Regions from separate parts of the Homo sapiens genome. Here region 1 is linked to region 2. A link is a loop called in an ENCODE intact Hi-C map of the cell type or tissue named here. Cell type or tissue: GM12878. All regions are shown on one strand. Region 1 overlaps CERS6 (ceramide synthase 6). Region 2 overlaps CERS6 (ceramide synthase 6).

What was found. A loop is a pair of places that touch in the nucleus more often than their neighbours do. Peaks named below come from ENCODE experiments on the same cell type or tissue, not always from the same donor. Only the 100,000 strongest peaks of a DNase experiment are listed, where the experiment ranks them.
Region 1: a loop joins it to region 2, with 2.0 times the contacts of the local background. A loop is called at or near these places in 3 of 110 quality-filtered maps.

What each region holds. Positions count from the first base shown.
Region 1 is chr2:168,488,154-168,493,153 of GRCh38, reverse strand. The region is part of intron 1 of CERS6 (ceramide synthase 6); the gene reads right to left. Among named protein-coding and RNA genes, the nearest start is that of CERS6, 34 kb to the right of the region's middle. RefSeq lists an enhancer at 2,579-2,968. In GM12878, no CTCF peak of the experiment used is centred here; DNase peaks (open chromatin) are centred at 1,999, 2,503 and 2,953; H3K4me3 peaks cover 2,252 bases; H3K27ac peaks cover 3,413 bases.
Region 2 is chr2:168,550,415-168,555,414 of GRCh38, reverse strand. The region is part of intron 2 of CERS6 (ceramide synthase 6); the gene reads right to left. Among named protein-coding and RNA genes, the nearest start is that of MIR4774, 30 kb to the left of the region's middle. RefSeq lists enhancers at 4,099-4,669, 4,670-5,000. In GM12878, no CTCF peak of the experiment used is centred here; a DNase peak (open chromatin) is centred at 2,844; H3K27ac peaks cover 700 bases.

The DNA.
Region 1 (5,000 bases), 62 kb after region 2:
CAGTTTCAAAAGAACAGAAATTTAGCATAAAAAATTATGTTTGCAAGGAGTTTGTAACAAATGGAGAAAAATTTATATTCTAATAATCTTCACATATTCAGAGAAAGAGCAAAGAATGACAGAAGTATACATTCTAAAAACAAGTAATAGTACTAATGGATCCCATTGAGAAGTAAAAAGAAGAAGATTAAGAGGAAATTTTAACACTCATTGTATACCACTCAATTGTTTCCTATACATAATTTAAAAATTAAAACAAAATTACATTTAGAGTCATTATGTATAAAAATGGTGAAAATGCTTAAGCTATAAAGTTACTGTGACAGGACAAACTTTTTAATACAAAATAATTTTAACTACATATTCCTCTCCCAATAAAAGAAACTAGAAAACTTAAACGTAAGACCTAAAATCATAAAAATCTTAGAAGAAAGCCTAAGCAATACCATTCAGGACATAGGCATGGCCAAAGACTTCATGACTAAAACACCAAAAGCAATGGCAACAAAAGCCAAAATCGACAAATGGGATCTAATTAAACTGAAGAGCTTCTGCACTGCAAAATAAACTATCATCAGAGTAAACAGGCAACCTACAGAATGGGAGAAAATTTTTGCAATCTATCCAGCTGACAAAGGGCTAATATCCAGAATCTACAAAAAACTTACACAAATTTACAAGAAAAAAACAACCCCATCAAAAAGTGGGCAAAGGATATGAACAGACACTTCTCAAAAGAAGACATTTATGTGGCCAACAAACATGAAAAAGAGCTCATCATCACTAGTCATTAGAGAAATGCAAATCAAAACCACAATGAGATACCATCTCACACCAGTTAGAATGGTGATCATTAAAAAGTCAGGAAACGACAGATGCTGGAGAGGATGTGGACGAATAGGAATGCTTTTACGCTGTTGGTGGGAATGTAAATTAGTTCAGCCATTGTGGAAGACAGTGTGGCAATTCCTCAAGGATCTAGAACTAGAAATACCATTTGACCCAGCAATCCCATTACTGGGTATATACCCAAAGGATTATAAATCATTCTACTGTCAAGACACATGCACACGTATGTTTACTGCGGCACTGTTCACAATAGCAAAGACTTGGAACCAACCCAAATGCCCATCAATGATAGACTGGATAAAGAAAATGTGGCACATATACACCATGGAATACTATGCAGCCATAAAAAAGGATAAGTTCATGTCCTTTGTAGGGACATGGATGAAGCTGGAAACCATTATTGTCAGCAAACTAACACAGGAACAGAAAACCAAACACCACATGTTCTCACTCGTAAGTGGCAGCTGAACAATGAGAACACATGGACACAGGGAGGGAAACACACACTGGGCCTGTTGGGGGGTGAGGGGCTAGGGGAGGCGATAGCATTAGGAGAAATACCTAATGAGTTGATGGGTGCAGCAAACCACCATGGCACGTGTATACCTATGTAACAAACCTACACGTTCTGCACATGTATCCCAGAGCTTAAAGTATAATTTTTAAAAAAAAGAGAAGCTAGAAAACTTGAACACTATTAACCATAGTTCCATAGTTAACCCTAAGGAGTCAGTTTCTACTTTCTTACTGTGTCTACTTTCCTATTGTTTAAAGTATTTACAATAAGCATTTATCACTTTCATTATTGAAAAAAAAACAAAGATTAGAAAAGAACAAATAGCACAGAAAATATACTAATATGATAAGTGGCAGGATTACAGTTGTTTTGCTGACTCCTAAATATAAAGTCAAATATAAAGAAGCCAAGACTGTCACTTGGAAATGATTAAGTTCAAAGTAAAAACTAAGACTGCTTTTAATGAAAAACAGCCAAACATGGGCGCAAAGCCCTATATGAACAAAGGAAGAAGCACTCCTTAGTTTTAAGTATTTTTAACCTAATCCTCTTTCCTTCCTCATATTCTTCTTTTGCAGATGTGGTAACCCTGTTTTCTTTCAAACAGTCATTTGGAAAGAGAAGCTGACAATGGCAGTTTGCTGGAGCCAGGTCACAGACTCCATCCTCAGCGTGACTGTCAACTGCCTGCAGACAATGAGGCTCTTCCCTCACCTCTTTGGCACTCCTTGCTTCTAGGCTTCCCAGTTCTTTTGGGACTTTCGTTTTTCCCCTCAGAAAATGTTACCTGCCTCCCCAAAGTATGAATACAAAGTACATCTCACAAAACAGTGAAAAGAAGAAAATTGCTGTTTTAAGTTAGCCCGATGTCAAAGTGTCACTTGGTAGCAAAATATGGATCTTCTTTGCAAACTCTGCGGGGAAGGTCTGTTGACATTATACACACTATCATCATATATTCTCTCCTTTGAGGTATAGACGTACTTTGTAAAGCAGAAACAAAAGAAAAGCAGGGAGCCCCAGTTCCTCTCTGATAGTAAGCCCAGTAGAGCCTCTCTCTCTCTCTCGCTTTTTAAAACTAAAAGCTCTGGCCACAAAAAGAGCTGAGTGCCTGGGACAGAGATGAGCAACAAAGGGAAGTATGGGTTGTGACCTGAGTGAGAAAAGTCATATCCTGTAAACTTAGCAGAAGCATGTGCTCGATACTCAACAGCTACCAAAATAATACAAAGAGCAACAACTGAGGACTGAAATGTTAACAAGGTGAATTCTGGAGGAGTCAAATGTAAAGAAATGATCTACAAGGAGATGAGTTTCCAGTTTTGTTTTGTTTGGTTTTGTTTTTTCTTTTATTCTGGCAGCTATGTCCTGGAGCAGGACCCAGTCACAGAGCCCCACTATACAGCAGAGCAGCAGGACAGCAGCCTGAGCCACTCATACTCCAGGAAACCCAGTCTTTATGACCACAGGAACCTGGAAAAGGAGCCCTCACAGGCCAAAGAGGATGGGGGAATCACGGAGAGAAAGAAAATGGAGAAGCGAATCCCCTAATTCTGAACATGAATCAGCACAATTCCTGGCTTCACCCTAAGCTGTGCATGCATGACACAGATCTAGAACAGTATAGCAACAGCTATAAGAACTGAACTAAGTCTAGAAACCACTGCCCCTGAGAGGCACACACGGGACAGACCCAGAGTTGCATCACAAAGGCTTTGAAACCTGAACTGAGATTAGTACCACTTGCCACAAGAAGGTGAGACAGAAATATAACCTGAATCTAGCTGGGTTTATTGCCTGCTAAAAGAAATTTTAAAAGATCAACATTATTTAGAAGATTAGAACAGGACCCAGAATCTATACCACATAACATACACAATGTCCAGGATACAATCCAACATCATTCCACATACGAAGAACTAGGAAAATATGATCAGTTCTTAGGGAAAAAAGCAATCAGATTCCAACTCTGAGAAACCCAAAGGACAAATATTATAAATATCCTCCATGGTGATATGGAATGAATGGAAAGACAGAAGTTCTCAACAGAAAAATTAAAACTAGAAAAACAAGTGCATATTGTGGAAATAAAAATATAATATCTGAAATAAATTCATGGGATAGCTCAAGTCAAAATATATATATAACCGAAGAAAGAGTAAGTGAACTTGAAGAGTCAGTGAAATGATCCAATATGAGGAACAAAGAAAAAAAAATTTGTTGAGACAAATGAGCTGAGCCTCAAAGACCTGCAGGAAAATATCACAAAGTTCTAGCATTCATGTCACTGGTTTTCCAGAAAAAAAAAAAAAAAAATTGGTGGAGAAACTATTTGAAGAAATAATAGCCCAAAACTTCCCACTCATTAAAAGACACAAATTTACAAATGCAAGAAGTTCACAAACCCCAAACAGAATAAGCTCAAAAATAGTCACACTTAGTCAACTGCTTAAAAGCAAAAATAAAGTATTCACAATGGCTAAAGTTACACATTATTACAGAGGAAGAATGGTTTGAATTACTGAAAACTTCACATCATAAACCAAGCAGGCAAGAAATCAATAGAAAAACATCTTTAAAATGCTGAAGGAAAAAAATCCACCAACCTAAAATTCCATATCCATCAATAACATCCTTCAGGAAAGAAAGCTAAATAATGGTATTTTTAGATGGAGGAAAATTAAAAGTATTCATTTTCAGCAGACTTGCTCTACAAAAAGCTAAGGAGCGTGCTTCAGGCTTAAGGGAAATAACCTCAGAAAGAAATTGGAATCTTCACAAAAAACAGAAATAATAAATATCTCGGTAAATATAGAAGACTACTTTCCCTTAAGTTCTTTAAAATTTATATGATTGCTGAAAGCAAAATGTGTAACACTGGTGGGGTTTCAATGTATGTAGATGTAATATACATCATGATTATAACCTACAGGTAAGTGGGGAAGGATAAAGGAAACTCTATCATAAAGAGTCTACATTTTACTTAAAGAATATAACATTAACTCTTGAGTAGAGTGTGAAAGTTTTGGTGTATTATATTATAACTCCCAGAGCATTCACCAAAAAAAAATTTTTTTAAAGATAGCAAAATAGCTAATATGGAATATTAAGAGGGAATGCTAAAAAGATTCAAATAACCCAAAAGACAGAAAAAGGGGGAAGAAACAAATAACTGAGGGAATACACGGAAAACAAATAACAAAATGGTGTGTCTAAATCCAATCATGTCACTAACTATATTAAACAAAAATGATCTAAACACACCCATGAAAAAAGATTTTTCAAAATTACAAGAACCAACTATATGCTGCCTACAAGAAACCCATTTTAAATACAAGTCCTACACAGATTAAAAGTAAAGGATGAAGAAACTACGTCATATAATAATCAAAATAAATCTATTAATACATTAATATATAGATTGGCTATATTAATTTCATCCAAAATCCTATTCTTGTTTTTCCCAATTTTTCATTCCTCTATGCTAACATATTTATACATAGTGGCTATTCCTTCTTTACTCAGAAAAACATTACCAGAGTATTAAGCTGTGTTCATCAACAATTTATAAAATATATCAACATATCCCTTCACTTTATGAACTTACCATCTAAGACAATATAATGCAACAGTT
Region 2 (5,000 bases):
TTAACCAAATGGCTATTTTTTTCATATCTGTATGAGTTTTCAATGAGCACTTTTGCAGCATAGCACATAAAGGTAGTACTTTCATTACCAATGTTTTCTAAATATTCTGAAATTTCAATTTTACCCAAGAGTTAATAAGACAGTATTTATAAATTTTCAGGAGGAAGAGGTTTTGTTTTCTGATTTTTCTGTTTTCTAATTTCTGGTATTAAATCGTGCCTAATTTTTAAAAATTATAGTTTTTTAACATAATACAGCATCAATTTTTGTAAGTATTTAATAGCTACTTGAAAAGAAAGTACAGTCTCTACATTCAGAATATAGGATTATAAATGTACCCCCTTAGATCTTCCTAATTATGCTCCTTAGAATTTCTATATTCTATTTTATATTTTCTCACTGACTCTATCACGCCTCAGAGGTAAATCAGAATTTCTTTCTATTGTGTTTCCATTTTTTCTTCAATTCCTTTTTATGAATATACAGACACACTAATATTTAATACATATATGATTCATAACTATTTTATCTTCATCATGAATTGTATCCTCTGACAATAAAAAGTCAATTCTTCCTTTCATTTAATGCTTTTAGAAATCCTACTTTGTTATTTATACGTGCCTGTATACCTTCACCTATGCTCTTATTTTCAACATTTATTACTACTTTGTCTTAAGGTGCTCCTCACATACTTTTTTCATGACTGCATTGTTTTTCTATGGCTGCTGTAACAAAGTTCCCTGAACAACAGAAGTGTATAGTCTCATGGTTCTGGAGGCTGTTAAGTCCCAGATGAAGGTGTTGAATGGTTTGCTCCTTCTGAAGGATGTGAGGTAAAAATCTGTACCAGGCCTCTCTCCTTGGCTTGCAGATGGCTGTCTTTTCCCTGTGTTTCTTCACAGCATCTTCCCTCATGCCTATCTCTGTGTCCAATTGTCCCGTTTGTATATGGACACCCGGCATATTGGATTAGGACCCACCATAATAATCCCATTTTGACTAATTTACCTTTGTAAAGATCCTATCTCCAAATAAGGTTACATTCTGAGGTACTAGGGATCAAGACTTCAATGTATACATTTTGGGGAAGAAAATAATTCGACCCATACCAATAACCAAAGCCTGAATTAGTTTTTATTAGATGAATTAAGTCCATTTATGTGTATTAATATGATTATAAGTTTATTCTTTCTAATTATGTTCTACTTTCCATTTTGATGATTTTAAAAAACATTTCACTACATTTTTTTTTTCCTTTTGGGAGTAATTTTTGTTCTAGTGGTTATCCATATGACTCTTTCTTTTCCATCTCTAATAATTCAAATGAGCAATATTTAAAGTAGCCTTATTTCCTCCACCTTATTAAAGTAGCCTTATTTCCTTCTCCTCCACCACCCAATACTACAATAGTCAATAATATTATCTTTCTTAGCATTTACTCTGGTACTATTAAATATGCGTATACTTGTAATGATTTGCCAGCTTTCACTGATATGCTTTGACTCCCCTCTTAGAGATCATGCAATCAGTGAACTGATTCTGCCTCCCACCTTCTTCCCCTTCTACTCAGTTATTGCTGTATCATTTCTACACTGTGAGAACCTAGAACATTAACATTCTGTCTGTCACCATTCCTTAGATTTCTTTCTTAGTACTACAGTTTAAATATATTCAAAACTTACAAACATTCCAAGTGATCTCTTGGTCAGCTAAAATTAATGATTTAATAGAGTCTCCTCAAGAAAGACTCATGGAATAATATCCCTAAATTTTTTCATGTTCAAAGATGTCTAACATGATGTCTATAACCTTTACAGAGTAAAAACAATTTGGCTAGATATAAAATTCTTAGTTCACATTTTCCTTGGGAATATTGAAAATGTTATTATAGAAAGGCCTACAATCACATAACATTTTCCCTAAAAAAAGAGATCTGATTTTTTGCCCAGCTGCTCAGTGAAGTATTTCTTTACTTATCAAGTCCAGCAACTTTAACAATGTTAAGTTTTAGTGTTGAACTTTCTGGGCCCATTTTCACTATATTTTTATTAACATATTAAAATAAACCTCCATTTATCTTAGGAAAAAATCTTGAATTATATCTCAGAAGTTGTTTTAATTCATTGTTTTATTTTGCTTTTCCTTAAGGGATTCCTATTACAGAGATGCTGGATCTGCTTGGCCTATATATCCATTTTGTAGCTCTTTTTGGTTTCTTTCATTTAATTCAGTTTTATTCTTTCTATCTTCCATATTCTTTGCTGAGTTTTCTGCAGTGACTAGTGTTTCCTGCCTTCTTCCCAATTTTGTCTTTTTTTCTGTGATGGATTTGGTACTTTTCTCTGAACTCTACCAGCTCACATTCCACCTCCTCTTGTTGACCAACCATTTCTTTCTTTAGTTCTTATATTTCCTCTGTGATCTTCCTTCACAGAGTTACTGCTTCATTTTTTTAAATTTATGGTAAAATATTTAATCACAGTTTTCATTTGCCTCTTTAGCCTCATTATTCTAGTGAAAATTTTGTTAACAGGAGTTGCTATACTTTCTTTTTATTGTCTTTGATATTGTGTGAGTTGCTTCTTTATTAATCATCTTTGAATTAGTTGAATTTTCTTGACCTGCTACTTCCAGTGTGGGGAGCAGGAAGGATGCTCTTCCAGTCTGGCTGCCATGAAGGGAGATGGACTCCTGAAAACATACCCTCCACGTGGCTTTATGTGTCCCTCCTCCACTCTTGCCAGCCTGGCTCACCTGTTCCTGCACCTATTGTTGCAAACAGTGGGTGGTTCTTTTGTCTCCTCAACTCTTGAGAAGTGCTTTTGTGCTGGCTTTCCTGACACCCACCCCCACACGGCCCTCCAGACACACTTCATGCTTTTCACTTCCTCATACTTGGTTTCTGCCCAATCTAGGTAGCCTTTATATGTTTTGAAATCTAGAGATATGCATCTCCTAATTTGCCAAATAAGACATTTGTGAGATTTTCTTTCATTTTTTCTTTCTCTGTGTTTGTGTGTGTAGTGTGTGTGTGTGTGTGTGTGTGTGTGTGTGTGTGTGTGTGTATACTCTGTATGTAGGGTGGGGGTTTCTTATTGTTCTTTCCTTATTATTCTCCGTAAGTTTTTTTGAAAGATTTCCAGGCAAAGAAATGAATAATGGAGACTCACATAAACATTTATATATTACAAACACCTAGGTTAATATTAATAACATTAATCTTAACCAGTACTGGGAGGCAAAGAAGGAAAGTATAAAATAAAAATGAAAGGAAATAGATTATTGAGGAGAATTAGGAAAAACAAATTGTAGGAAATCTGCCTATCACTTTAAAATTTACTCTAACATACCAAAAGTTAATTTTATTATTTCCCTGGATCATAAAACCTGGCTTTATACCTGACATATATTCTCACCCCCATGGCTTAAGCACTGATTTGATTAGAAAAGTGAGGTAGTTAGTATCATAGGTATGTACAAATAATATGGTAGGAGAATCCCCAAAAGTTAAAAGCATATTTACCCAGATAATTCTGAATATAACCAGTTAAGAAACAACATAACCAGTTAAGAAACACGAGCTCAAAAATATTCACTAAAGAGAAATAATCATTCTGTTCATTTGAATGGGTCTGACAATCCGTAATTGTAGAATTTTTGGTCCCATTCCAATACAGTTGAGGAGAATCTATAGAAACATGACGTAACACTCTACATTTTAACTCTCAGGTAATCTTAAATGCAAATCAAAATATGGGAACCAATGAGACAAAAGATGCTATATCATTTACTGAATGATTTACATGATTATTTAACCCTCATGAACGCCTGTGAGATGGTTATTCAAAGATTTTTACAAATGAGCTTCATGATTATTTAACCCTCATGAACGCCTGTGAGACGGTTATTCAAAGATTTTTACATATGAGCTATCTGCAGCCTAGGGACGTTAAGAAACTCACCCAAGGCCACAATGACGGGACGCAGCAGAGCTGAGGTTCCAACACAAATATCCAGGTGTAACTGGCTCAAACACCAAGACTTCTAATTGACATTTACAATAGGAGTAGTTTCTATAAAGTGTTTATAAAATTTTAGACAGGGGATGGGGGAGGAGAGAGAGACAGGCAACAGGAAGACAGGTGTTACTTCAAAAGGAAAGACTGCTACAGAATATATAAGGGTTCAAATTTTTCAGCTATTAATAATTTCACAAAGGAGAACCAGATAGGGCATGTGACCTGTGCTGTCACACAGGGACCCCCATTCAGAAGGGTCCACATTTGGGGTTGGAAACCCTGCAGTCACCATCTTGAAATTCTTAACAGTTTTATCATGGAATTTGTGCTTATTATAATGAAGTCCAATGGGGCAAAGGAGCATGTGCCAGGAGCTTGGATTCTTGGCTCATACACAGTCCCACCACTTCCGCCAAATGTGTGTGTGGTTGCCCAGTTCCTCATCCCCTGGCTTGTAGCACTCACCAGCCTCCCTGTCTCCCCACTTCCTAGTGACTGCTGCTGCCTTCAGCCCCCAGTGGAGGGCCGAGTGCAAACACAGAGAGTGGGGGATCGAGTTTCAGAGAGGATGGAGGCAGCTACCCCAGTGCATGTGGTGGGCGACTCGGTAGGGCTGAGCCTTTTGTGTAGCCCTGAATCTGGGCATAGAGGTTGCAATGCACTTGAAGGTCCTTCATCACCCATGGGTTGGGGCAGTGGGCCTGGAGAGAGGCCTGACTGTATTTCTCTGCTCCCCTGACCAAGGTACAGTGTGTCAGCCAGTGGCTGGAGAAAAGGGAAACCTGGCAGCTGGTGGGTCATGTGCACACTAAGTCACAGGGTGGGGCCCCCAGCTACCTGTGAGGGTCTGCACTTTCTCCAAGAGTCTCCCCATGCCATTAGGGAACATGACATTACACGACAAATAAAAAACACCTTGACCAGGCATGGTGGCTCACAGCTATAATCCCAACACTTTGGGAGGCTGAGGCAGGAGGATTG